2 separate regions of the Homo sapiens genome follow, and region 2 is linked to region 1. A link is a loop called in an ENCODE intact Hi-C map of the cell type or tissue named here. Cell type or tissue: A673. All regions are shown on one strand. Links, peaks and the distances in the headings refer to the core of each region. The heading gives the core; the rest is flanking DNA. Region 1 overlaps FOXF1 (forkhead box F1). Region 2 overlaps LOC105371389 (a long non-coding RNA gene).

Evidence for each region. Hi-C counts contacts between places; a loop is a spot of excess contacts. Peaks named below come from ENCODE experiments on the same cell type or tissue, not always from the same donor. Only the 100,000 strongest peaks of a DNase experiment are listed, where the experiment ranks them.
Region 2: it touches region 1 in a loop (8-fold over the local background); 9 of 110 quality-filtered maps call a loop at or near these places.

What each region holds. Positions count from the first base shown.
Region 1 is chr16:86,512,239-86,522,524 of GRCh38, forward strand. It overlaps FOXF1 (forkhead box F1), which reads left to right. Exons shown (of 2, transcript NM_001451.3): 2 at 687-3,184. The coding sequence ends at 847. Among named protein-coding and RNA genes, the nearest start is that of FOXF1, 6.9 kb to the left of the region's middle. RefSeq lists enhancers at 1-548, 9,525-10,025. In A673, for the core only: CTCF peaks have their summits at 5,621 (motif pointing left), 8,034 (motif pointing left) and 8,233; DNase peaks (open chromatin) are centred at 5,653 and 8,023; H3K27me3 peaks cover 7,660 bases.
Region 2 is chr16:86,040,054-86,048,053 of GRCh38, forward strand. LOC105371389 (a long non-coding RNA gene) reads right to left here. Exons shown (of 2, transcript XR_933854.3): 2 at 7,766-8,000. Among named protein-coding and RNA genes, the nearest start is that of LINC02132, 110 kb to the left of the region's middle. RefSeq lists a silencer at 4,331-4,380 and an enhancer at 7,873-8,000. In A673, for the core only: CTCF peaks have their summits at 4,332 (motif pointing right) and 4,537; a DNase peak (open chromatin) is centred at 4,358; H3K27me3 peaks cover 4,655 bases.

The DNA.
Region 1 (10,286 bases), core at 2,287-10,286:
CGAACATGCAGAAGCATCTGCCAAGGGAGATGCAGCAGCCTCGCCTCCTGATTCTGCCCCAGGCCCCCCGCAGCCTGCAGGCCCAGCTCTGGAAAAAGCTGGAGTGAGCTTGCCAGGGCCAGTCCAGGGTCAGCTGTCAGCAGCCCCAGGAGGCAGGAGCCAGGCCTGGAGGCCTTAGGCAGCCTCTCTGCGGGGGACTCCCCGGCTCCGGGGCCTGTTCTCTGGAGAAGCTTCTTCTCACCCCTGCTGCTGGCCCGGCGCTGGCCCTGCACTGGCCTCTCCTTCAACCCCGCCGGCAGTCGTAGCCTCTGAGGTTGGGGGTGGTGGTGGCTGCCCTGGCGGTGACGGCCATGGGCGTTAGGGGCCCTCCACTTGGTCTCCCTCACCACTTCCCCTATGGCTCTGGAAGCCCTGGGCCCCTGCACGGTGTCCGAGGCTGGACAGGCACGCAGCAGGCAGGCAGGCAGGCAGGCAGGCAGGCCGTGGCAAGTGTTCTGGAGTCTTTTCCTTGGGTGCGCAGCTGGAAGGCCGGGACTCGGGGAGGAGAGCGGGGAGGCGGCCGTGCTCTGGAGCCAGGCTGACAGGCCCTGTGCGCCCCACGGGAGCACTGCTCCTCTGCCTGAACTCTGAGCCACCGTGGCTAACTCTTCTGCTCCCCCAACCCCTCCTGTCGCCTCGCCTTGCAGGCATCCCGCGGTATCACTCGCAGTCGCCCAGCATGTGTGACCGAAAGGAGTTTGTCTTCTCTTTCAACGCCATGGCGTCCTCTTCCATGCACTCGGCCGGCGGGGGCTCCTACTACCACCAGCAGGTCACCTACCAAGACATCAAGCCTTGCGTGATGTGAGGCTGCCGCCGCAGGCCCTCCTGGTGCAGGCAGGCGGGTCACAGGGACCCTGGACCGGCACAAGAAACTGCTTTCTTCTCGAGGTATAACCGTCGGCAGAAGAAAAGGGTTCCACCTCTCCCCAACCGGAGTTTTTGGCAAGGAGTCCCCAATGCAAAGACACAGCGCTGCGGTTGGCACCTCCTTCCTCACTCCTTCAAAATTGTTAAGAAATGTTAGTGGTGGGTCTGATCTGACTGCAGCCATCGGTAAATAAAAGTTTTTGATCCTGTTGAACCCGCCTGAGACGGTGCTGTGCAGGGGAAAGCCCCCGCACCCACACAGGAATTCTGCTGAGGTCCCCCCTCCTTCCGGCCAATGGCAGAAGTGGGGGAAAATTTTTAGAAGAAAAGCAAACATGTGAGACCAATCATTATCAAATACTTTTATTTTTTGGTTGAGTATTTATCTTTTTATTTTTTATTTTTTTTTTGAAAGAATGTCTTGGAATGCGCAAGTCTCCCTTTAGAGCCGTCTTTTGCAGGGAGCGGGAAGTGACAAGAGCTCAGATCTCCCTCCCGATCTCCCTCCCCACCTCCGAAGTCTCCTCCGTGGACCACAGGTGGATCTTTGTGCGAACAACTTGCATTTCGGAAGCCACTGTCCGTCTTTAAACAGAAAGTCAAAGGAGCCACGAAGCAAGCGGCCGTCCGGGCGTCCGCCTCCGTCCCCTTCCATGTTCCTCCTCTTCCTTCGCTTCAGCCTCTTCTGTTATGTTTTGTCTTGAATTTTATTTAGACTTTTTCAGTGGGTATTTTTCTGTCTCCCAACCTCTACTGTAAACTTTCTGGTCCGAGAACGAGCCGAACACAGCGCGACGCAGGGACTAGGACGGCCCGGTGACCGCGCGGATTCAGGATTGCGGGGACGCAGAAAGGTTAAGGCACTTTTAAAAACTATAGCAAGGCTCCTGTTTATTTATTCTACTTTCTTTCCCTAATAATCAAAACACCGCGTAGGCTCCTCCGTTTATCAGTATTAATGGTGTAACTTTGTTGGCAATATTTGCCGTGTAGAATTTTTTTTAGATATCCATTGTAAATTTGAAACAAAGACCGATCTGTGTAAAAACAAATTTCCATATGTTTTATATAAATATATATATAATATGAAGGACTACCCTCCTTTTTTTTTTTTGTATTTTGGCTGCTAGAGTGCAGCATTTGTGACACGTATTTGAAATTTGAAATTTCCTTCTGCACTGTATAAAAGGACCATTTGAGGATGTTTTGCCTTTTGTGTATTTTTTCCTAAAAAAAGAACAAAAATAAAAATGTATAACATTTGTACATGGCCTTTAAAATTGTATCAACTAGAAATAAAATTGCATGAGTATTTTATTGGGACTGAGATTGTAGAATACCTTCCAGACTCCCAAAGATAGAGGGGGGAAAAAAGAAAAAACAGGCTTTGGATCTCTAGACGCTTAAAAATTTACAATCTGGGTGATTCTGAGTACTTTTTTCTTTTTTGGCAAATCCTCCTCTTTTCACTCTTCATTCCACTTTGAAGTAAACGCTGGACAAGAGGAACTATTTTTCTTGGCTTCTGTTTTTTAAGAAGAGCCCTTTGCCCCTCTAAATGTCATTGATCGTTTTAAAGAAATAAACTTTTAAAGAACACTATAGACCTCCTTCCCCTAGGGAACACCAATTAAACCATATATGTGCACATACATATGGATATACATATATATGTATATACATATATGTACATATATGTATACGTGTCCATGTACATAATATATATTTTTTTGCCACTACAAGACCAATGAGAGTTTTACTTTGGGTTTCCGACTTTCTTGTTCTCTTGCTGTAGCTGTTATAAATCGTGAATCAACTTTAAGGTTTTTTTGTAGTTGTTGGTTTGTCTTGTTTTGTTTTGGCTTTTTGGTGCCTTGTTCTTGGTTTTCCCCGATAGAAAATCAAGCAAAATCTAAATGAGGCAAAAGGGCGCTTGGTGGGCCAGGTGACAGGCACCTTTCCAATCCTGTAACATTTATCTCCTAAGTCACAGTTCGTCCTCTCTGGGGGAAAAATATTTTTTAACACTTGTACCTTCCACTGACCACCCTCTTTCTATTCCAGTTCCCGGCTACCGAGAAAAACAAACACAGTAAGTCACATTGTTGGTGCGGTCCTTCCAGACCCACCGCAGTGTCTTGCGTCGTGGGGTCGTGAGTCTCTGAACCTGGTTCTTCTCAGAGTTGACATTTTGGACGTGGGGGTAATTTCTCCGGTGCTCTGTTACATCAAAATTATCAATAAACTCGCCTGGGCAATTAGTGTCCCCAACTAACAGCTGTCTATAAAATCGAGATAAAGGGGACAGGAAAAGGCCGGCGACTCCATCCCTTGGGGTCTCCGGGGGGCCGAAGCGTCAGGCCAGGCTCTGCCGGGCGCACGCGCCTGGCCCTGCGCTCCGAGAGCAGGTTCGCAGCAGGCGGAGAAGGCGGTCCTCCTGGGGCGAAGGGTCTTCTCTGCACTCTCCGCCTCCCACCAGAGCCCGGAAAACCAGTCCTGAGAAGAGCCCCCAGGCCTCCTAGCGCGGGAACGCTGCGCTCGCGTCCGGTCAGCCTCTGCAGGCCAGAGGAGCCGGGAGCCCCTCCTCTCTCCCGCAGAGGCTGCGGCCCAGTTAGGGCAGAGGCTCCGGGGAAGAGGGGCTGATTAGGAGAAACCCAACTGCGCGCTCCCAGGTTTTCTTCTGCGGAGTCTCCAGCCCCTGCACCCACTCACTTGGCGCCCTGGCTGGCCAGAGGCCCCCGTGCGCCGTGGTTGCGCGTGGCTTTGGCGCCGCTGGACTAGCGTCCAGGGCGGCGGCAAAGCCCGGTTTCCTGTTCATCTCCTTGCCTTCGCTTCAGCGGGATCTCCCAGCGCACCCATGTCCAGGTCTAGCGGGGCGGGAGGCACCCAGGGGGGCTTGTGCAGGAAAACCGGTCCGGATTGCCCGAGGACGGTGACCGGCCTCGGTCTTCCGGCCTGACTTGCGGCCTGGGAATGAGAGGGAAAGTCCAGCCTTCCCGCAAGGAGATCCTGGCTCCAGGCAAGCCCGGAAGGGCCAGATAACGCAGCGAAACGGCCTCTGCGCCCGCGTCCGAGATTTCGCGCTGCCGCTGCTGCAGCGCCGAGACTGCGCTCGGCTGGGCTGTGTCTTCCTCGGGGTCCATTGCGTCCTGGGCTCGCACAGGGGTCGCGAGTGAAGCTCCCACGGCTGCGGGACGCCGCAAAAGCGCGCCCAGCATGTGCAAGTCACAAGCTTAAAACGCAAAGGGCTCCTGAGTCTGGTGCGAAATTATGCGCCCTGCGTGCATGAAGGACCCCTAGGATCAGCTAACACAGAGGCGTCCTAGGTAGAATTAATTCATAATCGCTCCGATTATCTTAGGGGTTTTTGTCCTGGAATAACGTAGAATTAATTCACAATGTCTTCATCTATTTTAAGGATTTTGCGCTGGAACAGGGAAGTCAAGATGCCCCTTGACATGAAATCCTCCCTGTAATAAAGCCCCGGAGCAGGGGCAGGAGCTGCTTGGAGCAGGAGCTGCTTGGAGCAGGGCTTCTGCGTGTGGATTACACATCAGCGGACGCCGCGGTTCTCCGCGCGGGGCCGACGCCTTGGACGCACCCGAGCCTCAGCGGGTTTCTAGTTGCAGCCCCGGGCAGCAGAAGCGCCTGGGCGCGGCCTCCGAGCTCCTCAGCCCCAGGCAAGGGGGACTTCGCCGCCTGGAGCTCACCCCCAGGGCCCGTCCAGGCCAGCAGCGCCAGTCGCCCGGCCGGAAGGCGCCTGGGGTGTGGGCTTCTGATGGGAAGGCGCCTGGGCCACAGAGGTGTGCTCTTTCTGTTCTCTTTTCTCTTTGGGGCTCGAGGGGGTTGGTGGCCACAAAGGCATGGCTCCAGACCTTCCAGCCACCCACCAGCAGGCAGCTTTCGCTCAAAGGAGCTCAAAAGGAGCTGGGGTTCCTCCTCTGCGGCCACCCCAGCCCGAGCAAGACAAGTCACCTCTGAGCCTTGGTTTCCTCATCTCTAATAGTACAGTCCTGGTGGAGCTTTTGGGGGCCGTGGTTAATGAGGCAGATGCTTCTAAGGAGTAAAGGGGTGGCCTGGTTCCTTGGTACCCAGACAGGAGTGGCCAAGTCAGACCTGGCTTTTCTCGCCGCGACATTTAGTGGGGCCAGTGTGGAGTGGTGGTGGTGTGTGTGTCTCGTGGGGGGTGTGGGAACCATAAGAGGTACAAATATCCATATTTTACGAGGCCCTCTGCTCAGGGACTTCTGATCCCAGTGTGGGGACAGCTAAATTCCCATCTTCACAGACTTTCCCTCCCTTCCCAGGGATAAGGAAGATGGCTCACATAGCTGGAGAGAGACTTTTCACAGTGGGTTAGGGCTTGGGATGCCAACATACACCAGCCACCAGAATCTCCCCCAACCTCACTGACCCCTCCTAGGCATCCGAGTCCTGCGGATGACCCCATGGGGAAGTGGGAGATCAGAAGCCCCCTGAGCCCAGTGGCTTCACCTCTGATGGTAACTATCAGAGTCCAGCCTCATCAGAAATATTTGGGGTGTCAGTTTAAACAGCAGATTCGAGGGGTCCCTGACAGCTATTGGTTAGAATCTCTGGAGGGGAGACCCAGCAGTCCACGGTGTTCAAGGATAAGCTGGGTGGTCCTGGGTGAGCGCTAGTTTGGGTCTGTTCTCCCACGCTGGTCAAGGCTGCTCTGAGCGGCCTCTGCTGCCCCCTCCTGCCCGCCTGCTGGATCAGGCCCACGTGTCTGTAGCAGCAGCTGGTTGAGAGAACTTGGAGGCCAGGCAAACAAGCACCACGGCCACATTTGCAGGCATACCATGTGAACGCCGGGCCGGGGCAGGCCTTCTTCCCACATGGGCATCCCAGTCCACCCCAGCTCACCCTCGCTTGCTCCTGCCCCAGCTCTGTCCTTGTTACTCTGCTTGTTTCGGGGGCAGAACCTGAGCTCAGGGAGGGTCACTGACTGCTCCCGACATGATCGGTAAGATGTGGAATTTGGACTCAGACCCAGTACTTTCTGACCCTGAATCCTGTGTCACTTGCCACTACACCGCAAGGCTCCTGGACACCCGTTTGCCTCCATCCACAGGGCCTAGTGGTAAAAGGAAAGTTGACGTGGGATCCATGATCTAGCCTCTGCTGGCTTCCGGCCTCCAGAGGAGAGCTGGCAATGGGCAGGACCACAGAGAGTCGGGGTCTCCAAACACATGCTCTCAGACCCCCTCTTACCTTCCAGCTGAGCTAGGAGGGCGCTTGCAGGTGGGGCGGGAGCTGGCCTAGCAGCCAGCGCAGCTCAGACCCTGACCTTTACCCCCTCTCAGGGTTCCAAGTGTGATTCACGGGTTCCACCATGGCCTGCCATGGAAGCTTCCTTTGCTTCCTGGGGTCCCCTTAGACCAGCTGAGAAAAACTTCAGATGAAAGTGGGTGCTCAGACGCGGCTGCCTGCACAGCACTGTGGCCACCTCCACACTCTATGGAAACTTCTGGGCACCAGTACGTCAGAGTTCTGGGCTCTGTGTTAAGGAGGAAGGCCCTTTTCCGGCGTCTTCTGCAGCTGAGCCCAGGGGCAGTGTCCTGGGCCATGTGGCCAGCAGGGTGGGACAACAAGGGACGGGGTCGCATCCATCCATGAAGGGACGCTGACTTGTTGTGGGGCCGAGAGGAATCCCAGGCCTTTGACAATTCTGTCTTCGTGTGCTTTGGGGGTGCGCAGGGGCAGAGGAACGCCTGCTGTCTGCAAGCATAAAACATCGTGGGAGTTGGGGGTCTCTGAGCTGATTCTGGCTGGAAGGCTGTCCAATTTGCAAACTGTTCATTGCTCAATTAAACTCTTAAAATAAAACATTGTCAGCATGAAATGACAGATGGACAGAGGGGAACCGTCGTGGAACTATCCGCTCCACACGGGGCCCTGGCTACGTGTCCACCACTGCACTAGACTAGATTTGCGACGGACATGTTGATGCACACCTGTTGTCACAGACGGACCGCCCAGTGCCGTGTTGTCCCAGCCCAGTGGCAAGGGAGCAAGGGTGTGGTGGTCGCACAGCAACTGGCATTGAGGTGGGAAGGTGTGCGGTCCCCATTGGAGTAGATGCCCAGGCCATGCACTACCCAGCAGCTGAATACACAGGGCCATGTCCTGCAGTACCATCCAGCTGCTTCCAGCATCAGGACACCTGGGGTCATGTGGACACTCTGAAGCAACAACGACAGCAAGGGCAGGATGACCACAAATGTCCTTAGCAGAGGGAGAAAGCTGCCCAGATGCAGTGTCTACATGGTCCCTATGGTGGTCTTTCTCCCATCCCACAGTGCAGGATGTTTGCTGGGGACACAACCAAGAGGAAGCCTGGCAGAGCAGGGGCGGAGGGTCGCTGGGACCAGGTGCAGGCATCCTCTCTGACTTATTTTGGACAATGTTCTATGCCTGTGGGGTGGCAGCCTAGGGAGGAGCAGTGCCACACGCAGGGCCCTTGAGAGTGCTGTAGTGCTGTGACCAGCCGCCGCAGGCATTTTATGGAAACTGCCGCCAGCACTCCAGGGAGCAGGCACGGACGCCGGGTTCCCCCCACCCCGTGTTCCCCGGCAGGTCTGGGGTCTGGGCCACGGGGAAGCGTGCTGAGTCTGCAAATGTCCCTGGAAGAGGAGAGCAACATTTCCGTTCCGGACACTTCCCCCCAAACAGGCTGTGATCTATTAGTGCATGGCGTTTCTGTGAGGCAGGAAGCACTGGCCAACCCTGGCTTTCTGCTGTGACTCCTCGGCAGGGTCGCCAGCCTGACTGAGCAGAGAGGACTGCGCCGCCTCTGTCCAGGTGCGGGAGGTGGGCCAGCAAAGTGGGCAGGGCAAGGGGAGGCAGCCAGGGGAGGCTGGGCGAGGCCACAGCAAATGTAGGTCATGAGGACAGGAGGGACAGGAGGGCAGCTGTCCCGGCTCACTTCCCAGGGGCCTTCGCTGCGATGCCCGCCCCAGGGAGAGAGCTCAGGGTCAGGAAACCTCTTGGGAAACAAGAGGACCCAGGACACCAGGGTCCTTCCTGCGGGGCAGCCTCTGACCCACCCTGGGGATTTCCCGCTCGGCTGTTTCTCTACACGGCGGCAGCGCCACCTGCTGTCCACTTCGTGCAGATGCTATTGGGCCCTTAAAATCCGTCCCATCAGGAAAATTGATCTTCCCCAGGATGGGCAGCCGCGGATGCGAGGAATGAACCTGATTGCTCTATTTCAGACCCTTTGACCTTTGTCAAGGCGTAGCTGGCTTTTTATTTTATTTTATTTGGTCGGGGGTCAGTTAATGCAGTGTTTTTCTAATTACACAAATGACGTGGCTTATTCCAAATAAAAAAAAAAAAACTTTAGAAAAGTGAAACGAAGAAAGTAAAAATGACTTCCAACCCCATTCCTGAGTGAGGCAGCTGTGCTCCGTTGGCCACAGGAGACATCTCCCTGCACCCTCAGGGACCCCGCCGTTCTAGGAGGAGCAGATAAGGGATGTAGCGGGTCAGAGCACGGGAGTCACAGGGCCTGGGTTCGAGTCCCGACTCCCTCTCTTCTCAACTTCGTGAGCCTGCACAGGTGTCTCTCTTCTGCTCACCTCGGCTTCCCCATCGTTACAGTGGGGATGATGGTAAGAGTAGGGCTCCCATAGCATTGCTGTGAGGCTTAAATAAATAATAACCTGTGAAAGGCTTACAGTGAATAAACCAGGCACAGAGAGGGCAAGCACTTAGAGGCCACACAGCCAGGACACGGTGCAAACCCTGGTGTGCCTGGCTCCAGCACGGCACTCTTCGACCATTAAATGGTCTCTCTGTTCCGACAAGCTGCGGTGGCTTCGTGACCCCTGAGGCCCTGCTTGTGGTCAAGAGATGAGCACGTGGTGTTTCTCCGGGGGACAGCCTTCTCCCGCCCAGCAGGGAGGGGCTTGACGCTGTGGCCGACTCTGCTATGAGACCGCAGGGAGTCACAGAGCCCTTCTGAGCCACATCTGTCTTATCTGGAAAAGGGAAACAGTAGTACACGCTTCCTGGGACTCTTCTAAGGCTTAAGTGAGCTAATTCACCCTGCAAGGTGGGTAGGGATGTTTAATTTGCTCACAATTCAGTACTCAGGGCCTGAGCTCATTGCTTCCAAACCATCCAGAGTGCAAAACGCGCAAACCGCATGGTCACACGTCAGCTCCATTCCGACCTCTGCGATTTATGGACATCAAAAAGAAAAGGTTCCATTCACATGAAGAAGTGCTGCCGTGTTCGCGGGAATGGGAGTGTGGGTTCCCTAAGCGTCTCTGCTTGCTTGAATAAGTGCCCAGATGGTCTCTGGTAAAAACACGGGATGATCACTGACATTGGCAAAGTCATGGGGACTTGCTGGGGCGGTGGGTGGCCGGGAGAGGGGGACAGAAGAGGGGCGCCCAGATCCCCCCAACCTGCGGCTCTGCAATGCACCAGGAAACAAGCCGCCAATACTCTATGCCCCAGTTTCTCCATCTACAAATGCAATCAAATATGGGGCTATTTCCAGCAACAGGACCAGGGTTGTGTGGGGCTGTCGCATGATGGGCTGGCCGCAGGTCACGGGGTGGTGATGTGCGGATCAGAGTTGAAGGGTTCAGTACGTGCAAGATAGGGACTCCTGCTGGCTTCTGTCGGAACAGCCCTGGGCCCCAACGCGCCTCTGCACTGTGCGCCGTGTGATCGGGTAGAAGCCCCCCACCGTTCCACAGGGCACTGCTTTTCTCTTCCAGGAAACACCTCTGGCTTTGTCTGCCTCTTCCTACCTCAGGTGGCAAGTAGGGGACAATCCCCAGCGAAGGAAGGTACAGTGGGATTGATGGCTCAACCTGTGGTCAGCTGTCGCTGCAATCGCGGCTTCACTCCCTGCCCACAGGGGCACGGTGGGCAAACTGACTCCTCTGCATTTCAGTAACCTCGGCTGTGAAATAGGAGGCCTCTCAAAAGTGACTGCAAGGACTACGGGAAATGATATAAATGTGTGCATCTATGTATATAGTTAATATTTCCTCTTTAATATATTTTATACATATACAGCATGTATTTTATAAATCTATAAAGGGAACGGGATGGAGGGAAGTGGGCTTAGCAAGCCTCGATTGGTTATTTTTGCTGGGGGGGAGGGGATGTGACAATTAAAATTTTGGAAACTGAGTCGGCTGCAAGCCAGGTGCTTCCTGGGGGCCTGCGGGACAGGGAGAGGATACTGCCCAGCCCTTCCCAGGAGGACAGGAAGAGGGGAGGGGAGGGAATCCTCATTTTTGCTCCTTTGGTAAAAAGGCAGAAAGCTTCACATCTCCTGTCCATATCAGCAGGTCTTGGGGCTGAACATGCTGCGGAAGGTACTTCGGATC
Region 2 (8,000 bases), core at 1-8,000, 470 kb before region 1:
AGGGGTATTAGGGTTCCCCAGAGAAACAGAACCAGTAGGAGATATTGATCTATTGTCTCTCTCTCTCTCTCCCTCTCTCTCTCTGTCCCCCCTCTCTCCCTCTCTGTCTCTTCCTCTCTCTCTCTCTCCCTCTCTCTCTTCCTCTTCCTCTCTCCCTCTCTCTTCCTCTCTCCGTCTTCCTCTCTCCCTCTCTCTTCCTCTCTCCCTCTCTCTTCCTCTCTCCCTCTCTCTTCCTCTCTCCCTCTCTCTTCCTCTCTCCCTCTCTCTTCCTCTCTCCCTCTCTCTTCCTCTCTCCCTCTCTCTTCCTCTCTCCCTCTCTCTTCCTCTCTCCCTCTCTCTCTTTCTCTCTCTCTCCCTCTCTCTCTTCCTCTCCCTCTGTCTCTTCCTCTCCCTCTCTCTCTTCCTCTCCCTCTCTGTCTTCCTCTCCCTCTCTCAGGAGAGGGGCCTGCTCAGGGAAGCTGCTCTTGTGGCTGGACGTCCGCGCTGTCCCTCCCTTGAGGCTGGACGTCCGCGCTGTCCCTCCCTTGAGGCTGGACGTCCGCGCTGTCCCTCCCTTGAGGCTGGACATCGGCGCTGTCCCTCTCTCGAGGCTGGATGTCCATGCTGCTCTCCCTTGTGGCTGGCAGTTACTGTGGCTGGCATCCAGTAGTCCAGCTGGACTGTGAATCGGGGCCCCTGTGCTGGCCCCCTTCATTGTGGTGGCTCAGGGTTGTTGGACTTCTTATGTGGCAGCCGGCTTCCCCCAGAGCGAGCGTCCCAGTAGCACCAGGCAGAAGCTCTCTGCTCCTCTGATCTGGCCTCAGCAGTGAGGCAGCATCGTTTCTGTTGATTCTTTTGGCCAAGTGACCACAGATCCTACCCTGATTCATGGGGAGGAGACGTGAACTACCTCTCAATGAGAGGATGATCAAAGAATGCTGTGGTCATGTTTTAAAACTGCCACACTTTATGTTAATTAGCTTGATTTAATCATTCACATCGTACACATGTATCAAACCATTAAGTGGCACAACATAGATACATAGAATTCTTCATTTGTCAATTAAGAGAAATGAATAAACATGTATGGGATGAGTTTTTAAAAAGTGCCACACTTTATAAGCTCTAGTGTTGTTTGAACGTTTACAAGCATGTCCTTGTTTTCTAGTTTTAAAAAGGCATTTGCATGTTTTTCTGTTTGCTTTGGCTATAAAGTCTAAAAGATCCCACCTCTGCCCCTTGCTCAAGGAGCCTCATGTGACTTTCATCTTCCTCTACCTCTGCTAATTTCCCCTCTGAGAAGAAGAGAATAGGCTTCGGATCACAGCTCCTTGGCAAGCAAAATAACAAGGATATCGCGAGAAATCAGTGAATGCCGTTGTTTCGCGGTCTGGTACAGGAATACCAGGCCTTCGCCAAAATCCTAAGCCTTGTGCGTTCGAAGTTTAAATTTCCCTTGGGCAGTATGGTGTCTGTACAGCGATTTGCTTAACACTTTTAGTGGGTTCTGGGGAGTCCCTTATTACTGTCTCTTTTTTATCTGTTTCTTCAGCGAAAAATGTGATTTTCACACTAAGTAGAATAGAGAGACTACAGAGAGCTCCAAGTCAGTTCAAGTCAGGTTTGCCACCAAAGGAGAATGTACCAAATTTACAAATAAATAATAAATAAAAACAAAAAGAAAAAAATCAAACAAACAAAACCCTCTTGCTTTTCAGAGCCTTGGGTTTGGGTTGTGAATGAGGGATTGTGGCACTGTGTTAGTTTTTATGGTGACCTTCCATTTCTGGAAAGCAGGGCTGATTTTTCTATGATCTTAATGATATGCAGTTGTCCCTTAAATAAAATAATATTTAAGTGAAAAAAGTTGAAATATAGTGAGTAAACGTAAACAGAAACCACTGGTGGAATGCAGATGTCCCCAAAGTGTGGTTGTTTCCCCTTGAATGACTTAAATCTGAGGAACTCAGATCTAACCCAGCCCCTACTCGAACTGGGAGGGAGAAGTGACTCCTCTGAGCTCCTCCTGGGAGATGGCGTCACAGGTTTGCAGGGCTCAGGTCCCAGGTGAAGGGGCACAACATGCCCCAACTCCCAAAAGGCCCCCCGTTTTCCTCCATTCTGGTAACTACCCTTCCCAGGAACCACAATGTGACCTCTGTCACCACTGAGAAGTCGTTTGAGTTTGAGTTTATGGCTGTGGCATGTGGACTTTTTTGATCATCTTTGTGCTTGTGACTGTGTGGTTGCCAAATTCTCATTTTCTTTGCTGTGTAGTATTCCACGGGGAGACTGTCCTGATTCACTTACCCATTTTACCATCGATGGACATTTCGGCAGGACAGCCACCAACATTCGAGACTGTGCCTTTTGGTGAATGCGTATCCCTGTTTGGGGTGGGAATCTGCCCAGAAGTGTAATTTCTGGGTCACAGGGGGATTGTGTGTTCAGCGTCAGTAAATCCTGCCGGCTGTCAACTTCAAAAGAGGTTCTAAAGTCTTGCCACTCCTGCTGCTTTGAAAACCTGCCTACCCTTTGCTATAAATAGGCAATTTTAAAGGATTTGTTTCTTTGCTGGTTTTAATCGCCTTGAAATTCTTGGCGACATAAAATATGCTCCAAAGGGGATAAAGAGAGAGTTGTGAGAGTTCTCGTTCAAATAAATGGCCTGTCTTCTGGGTCGAAAGGCAAATCCATTCCTTGCACGACAAGCCTTTGTTCCCTTGCTCCTTGTTTTAATCCTTATTTCTTAGTCCGTGAATAAAACTCCAGGGATCCTGTCAAGTCATGTAACATTGGTTTCATTTTTATTCCTTTTGGCAGGTGCTGGCTTCCCCTGGCTTCAGATGAAGTTATCGGGGTTGGCCTCACTGCCCCCCACCCCAGGGTGCAGGCAGTCCCTGCCTCCCAGGTGTGAGTTGCCCCATCACCAGGAATTTTGCAGCAGCTGGGCTATAAAACCAGAGAAGCTTTGCGAGGGATGTGGCTCAGAGATGCTGAGGTGGGGCTGGTGGCTCCTCGTGCTCCACCCTGGCTGCCCTGTACCTGCTGCGGGTGACAGTTGACACACCCACGTCTTGGGCTCCCACCTGCTGGCTCCCAGTGACTTTGGCTGCTGGGGCCACTGGGCAAATCCCAAGAACAGGAGGTGGCAGGGTTGGGGTTTTTCTTATCCTGTCCCCACCCTGTTCTGCCACCACAGCCCTGACCATGGCTGTATCTCTCCTGCTCGGTGCTCCCTCTCCCACTGGCTGGTGACACTATTTCCTTCCCTTGTCCCTTCGGCCCTGGGGTGGTCACAGTTTCCTGCTGCCGTTCATCTTGGGGTCTCCATATCCCTTACCTGTCCCCTTGGCTCTGCCCGCTGTGCGGTGAATGGGCCCTGCAATGTGCTGTTTTCACTTAAACTCTCTGAGGGGGGTCACTGTTTTCTGCCAGGACTGGCTCAGCCTGAAATCAGCGGTCACGTTCTGGACTGGCCAAACCTCCAGAAGCTTGGCACTCTTGGTGTCTCTGCGGGGTTCCTGCCTTGCTGGGACTCCTCTTGCTGTCTGGTGGAGCCTGAGGGCCTCATGGTCAGCAGAACAATGACTGCCAGAGCTATGCATGCCCAGATCTCCAGAGCCCATGAGTATCTGCCCTGTGGCATGCACATGTGACTGGGTTAAGGACCTTGCAATGGGGAGAGTATCATGGATTATCTGGGTGCCCAACGTCATTGTGGGGTCCCTGTTGGGGATGGGGCAGGAGGTTCAGAGTCAGAGAAGTGCTGTGAGGGTGAAAGCAGAGGTTGGAGCCATGCAATTGAGGGCTGTGAAGATGGGGGAAGGAGCCGTGAGTCAAGGAATGCGGGTGGCCTCTGGAAGCTGGAAAAGGTGAGAGGCCAGATTTTCCCCTGGAGCCGCCAGAAGGAACCAGCCATGCCCACACCTTGGATTCAGCCCAGTGAGGTTGTTTGGGACTTTGGCCCTAAGAATTGTAAGAGAATGGATCTGCGAGGTGAACTCAGTTTTGGGTCCTTTGTTACAGCAGCCACAGGAAATTCTTCTTGGAATAAGGTTTTTAAATCCGTAAAACAAAACGCATAGACTTATACAGGAGATGGATTGTACAGACCCACCGTCCCAGCCACGCACCCCGTGGTGGGTGCCGGACCCTGCCTGTGCCCTCCTGCATTCCCCTCTGCAAGCTGGAGGCTGTTTATCATCCGCACACTTGGGTTCTAGCCAAGGCCTTTGTCCAACCGCAGAAGCTTCCTCAGACCATGCGGGGCGAGCTGGCAACACAGGAAAGTCAACGTTCCCAAAGCAGCCCTTACTGTGGGATGGGGGTGTGGTGGACAAACATGGCCTCCACCAGGGGGCGCGATGCATCTCCCGTTCCCCTAAGCTGGCCTCCCGGTGCCCACTGTGCTGGCTGGCCTGGGGACTGCCATTTGCTGGCCTCCCTGTCTTCCCCTTTCTCACCCACCACTGCTGGTTTCCCAGAGCACCTCCCAGATACGCCTATTGCACTGGAAGCCTCATCTCAGGGCCTGGTTCTGGGGGAACCCACATCCAACAAGAGCCTGGGCGTTCATGAAGCCCTGGATTCCCACCCACACTCTATGCCAAGGCCTTTGGCTGCCTCTAGGGATGGTTCCAGAGCAAGCGTGGGCACCGCACCTGAAGGCAGTCATTCTCTGAGGTCGTCAGTGGCCCATTTCAGACCTTGTGTGGGATTTTGGTTTACCGAGGAGCAGCGGAGATGTTATGAGCTCAGTGGTGACCCCCGGACACAGATGTTAAAGTCTCAAACCTTGGTACCTATGAATGTTGTGAATGTCACCTCACTGGGGAAACGGGTCTTTGCAGATGGAATTAAGTCAAGGATCTCAGGATGGGATCATCCTGGATCAGCCAAATGGGCCCTGAATCTAGTGACCAGTGTCCTTACAAGAAGAGGAAAGGACAGAGAGGCACAGAGAGAAGGCCCTGCGGGGACAGAGGCAGAGATGATGGCTACGTGGCCACAGCCCAGGGCTGCCTGGAGCTCCCAGGAGCTGGAAGAGATAAGAAGAAGCCTTCCCTAGAGCCTCTGGAGGGATTGGGGGCCCTGCTGACACCTTGATTCCAGACTTCTGGACTGCAGAACTGGGAGAGAATACATTTCTGTTGTTTTAAGCCTCCTCCTCTCCCCTCCCCAAGTTGTAGTCCTTTATGATGAGGCCACAGGACACAGGCTTACTGATGCGGATTTGATTCTTTCTCCTTGACTTTGGCCTGGGCCTGGCTCCAAGATAAGATGGGCTGTGTGGCCACGAGGGTGGCAGGGGAGCCAGCTGCACGAGGTTCCCATTGGAGCAGGGCCAGGAGGGCTGCATGGCTTGTGCTGGGCTTCTGGGGCCCAGGTGAGCCAAGCTCCTGCAGCACCTGCCAGCGCATGGGCGGAGCTGGCTGTGTGTGGCAAAGTGATCAACACTTAGTTTCCTGTTTGAGGGATCATGGGAGATCCCCCCTTGCGGTTGATGTGGTGACAGCATGTTCATTTTAATTGTGGAGTATTCCATTCTATGAACACACCGCCATTCATGTACCTATCTCCCTGTTGATGGGCATTGGATAATTTCCAGTTTGGGCCTATTGCAATTCTAGCACATACTATGTACTGCCATGAGCATTCTAGAATGCACCTTTTGGTGACTGTACGGATGCCTGTCTGTAGGGGACACGCCTAGGCGTGGAATTGCCCAGCCACCAGGAATGACACTCAGGCTGAGCTTCCACGGTGTTGGACCGAAGTAAACCCCCGCTGGCAACACAGGTTTCTGGATTTCTCACAATGTCCTATTAGGTTCTTGGAGCCCCTGGGTGAATTTTTTTTTTCCCTTCGAGTCCTCCAAACTGGGGGCTTCTGATCCAGCCAGAATCCCAGGAGGTGCAGATCTGGCAGACCCTGCCTCATGCTCTAGAAGGGAGAGCCTTTCAAGGGACCCAGTTATCTATCCCATGGTTATCTCTCACCCTATGACCCAGTGATCTCCACAATCCAAATTCCTGCCTCTGAAGTGGAGGCTGGTCTTTGATGTTCCCTTTGGGGAAGATCTGAGCTCCCTAAGATGGCCCAGGAGGCCTGGGACCAGGCTCGAGCTGGCTTCTGTCCTGGGTCTTTTGCCAGGCTGGCCCCCTGGGGAAGTGGGAGTTCTCCCTGCAGGTTTCGCCTTCAGAACTCCGGAGCTCCCCAGAGAAGGAGACTAGAAGCTGCCTGGCCCACTGATCAAAGGGCCGAGTGTTCCCTTATCAGAGCAGTAAGGTGAGAGGGGGTGAGGAGGGAAACCTAACAACTCCTCCAGCCACATAAAATGTGAGGAGCGCCTACAATGTGCCAGGCCCTGTGCCAGGGGCTGGGCTCGGTAACAAGAGAGACCCTCTCCCACTGTTTGAAGTTTGCGGGGCTGAGCTTGGAGGAATAGGGCCCAGAGGAATGCATGTTTTATGGAGTGCGGAAGGAGGAGCAGGGTGGCTTTGAGAGACCCTGGAGGATGTGGTGGGTTAGGTCAGGGGTCACAGAAAGCCTGTGGGAAGTGGCAGGGGAGGGGGCTGGGCTGGCAAGCACGTTCCTTTTTGGAAAATCATGGAGCTCTTCACATATGACTTAGGTATTCTGTATCTTGAATAAAAAATTGTTAAACTGTTAAATCTTTATCTTGAATAAAGAGCTTGTTGCAAGCTAGAACTCTTCCAAACAGAGACCAAAAGAAGCTTCTGGAGACCACGTTGTCCCTGCCCCGCATTTGCCCACCCTCAGCCGTGGTGGACCCCATAGATTAAAAACCTCAGGGGAAGCCAGAAAACTGTTGTGTGAGGGCTGATATGGGCCCTCTGTCCTGAGAAGAAAGGAGGACACCCCGACAGGAATGGGGTGGCAGGTCAGGTGATATCATGAGACCGGGAGGCAGCAGCCTGGGGGGTTCATGCTGCCTATGCACCAGGCAGGAAAGTGCAACTCAGGCAAAGCCAGGAGAGGGAGAAAGCAGAGTGGCTGCTGGGCAGCCGCTGAGGGGTGGGCGGTGGGACTGACTCCACAGGAGGTGTGAGGGGTGGGGAGGACCTGGGGTGACCGGCAGGATGAGTGTCATTTGCAGATAAAGCATGGCCATGGGAAGCCTCAGAAGGTGTTTGAACAGGGGCTGATGTGAACATGTGAATGTAACCAGGCTTTAAGGAGAGTGCTTGGGCTACGGTGATGTGGGGGAAGGACTAGAGTTACAGGAGTTAGAGGTGGTGGGGGGCTGCCTATAGGGAGTGTGAGGGTTGAGGGAGGGAAGCTGGAGAGGGACTGGAGAGGAAGACCTTGATTGGAGACACCCTTTAGGGAAAGGAGTGACCTCGATAGAGCTTGGAAAATAGCTGGAAGGAGGAGTAATGGAAGAAGACGCTGAGGTCCTAGGGGGATCTGAGCGGGTGTTCATGTTTCCCACTCATGTGTACTGAGCGTTTACGGTGGGGCCAAGTTTTAAATCGAATTATTTTATGTCATCCTTGAAGTAACTTTAAGAAGTAGGTTCTATTATTACCCCCACTTTGCAGATGAGGAAAATGGGGAACTCTGATGTCCAGGTGTGTGTCCAAAGTCACACATACGAAAAGTGCCACATACCAGAATATGAGGGGTTGGAGAGCGGGTAGGGCAGCCAGGACCCTCCTGCAGTGCTGGTCGGGAATCTAAAATGAGGCCAGGATGCTGGAAAATCCATCCAGCCCTTCCCACTCTAGATGTATACTCAAGATAAATGAAGGCAAGGGAGTTGTGTAAACACATCTGCAGTGGCTTTATCAATAGTTACCCCACCATGGAAATAACCCAGTGTCCATCGTAGTGAATGGGTCAACCAGCTGGAGTCTATGTGGACACTGGGACATTGGAATCCCACTCAGCAGCAAGAAAGCCTCATGGAGGGATGCAACCATGTTGCAGAAATCTCCAAACCAGGCACAGAAGATGACCTCCTGCACGGCTCGATTGCATGTTCAGGAGCAGGT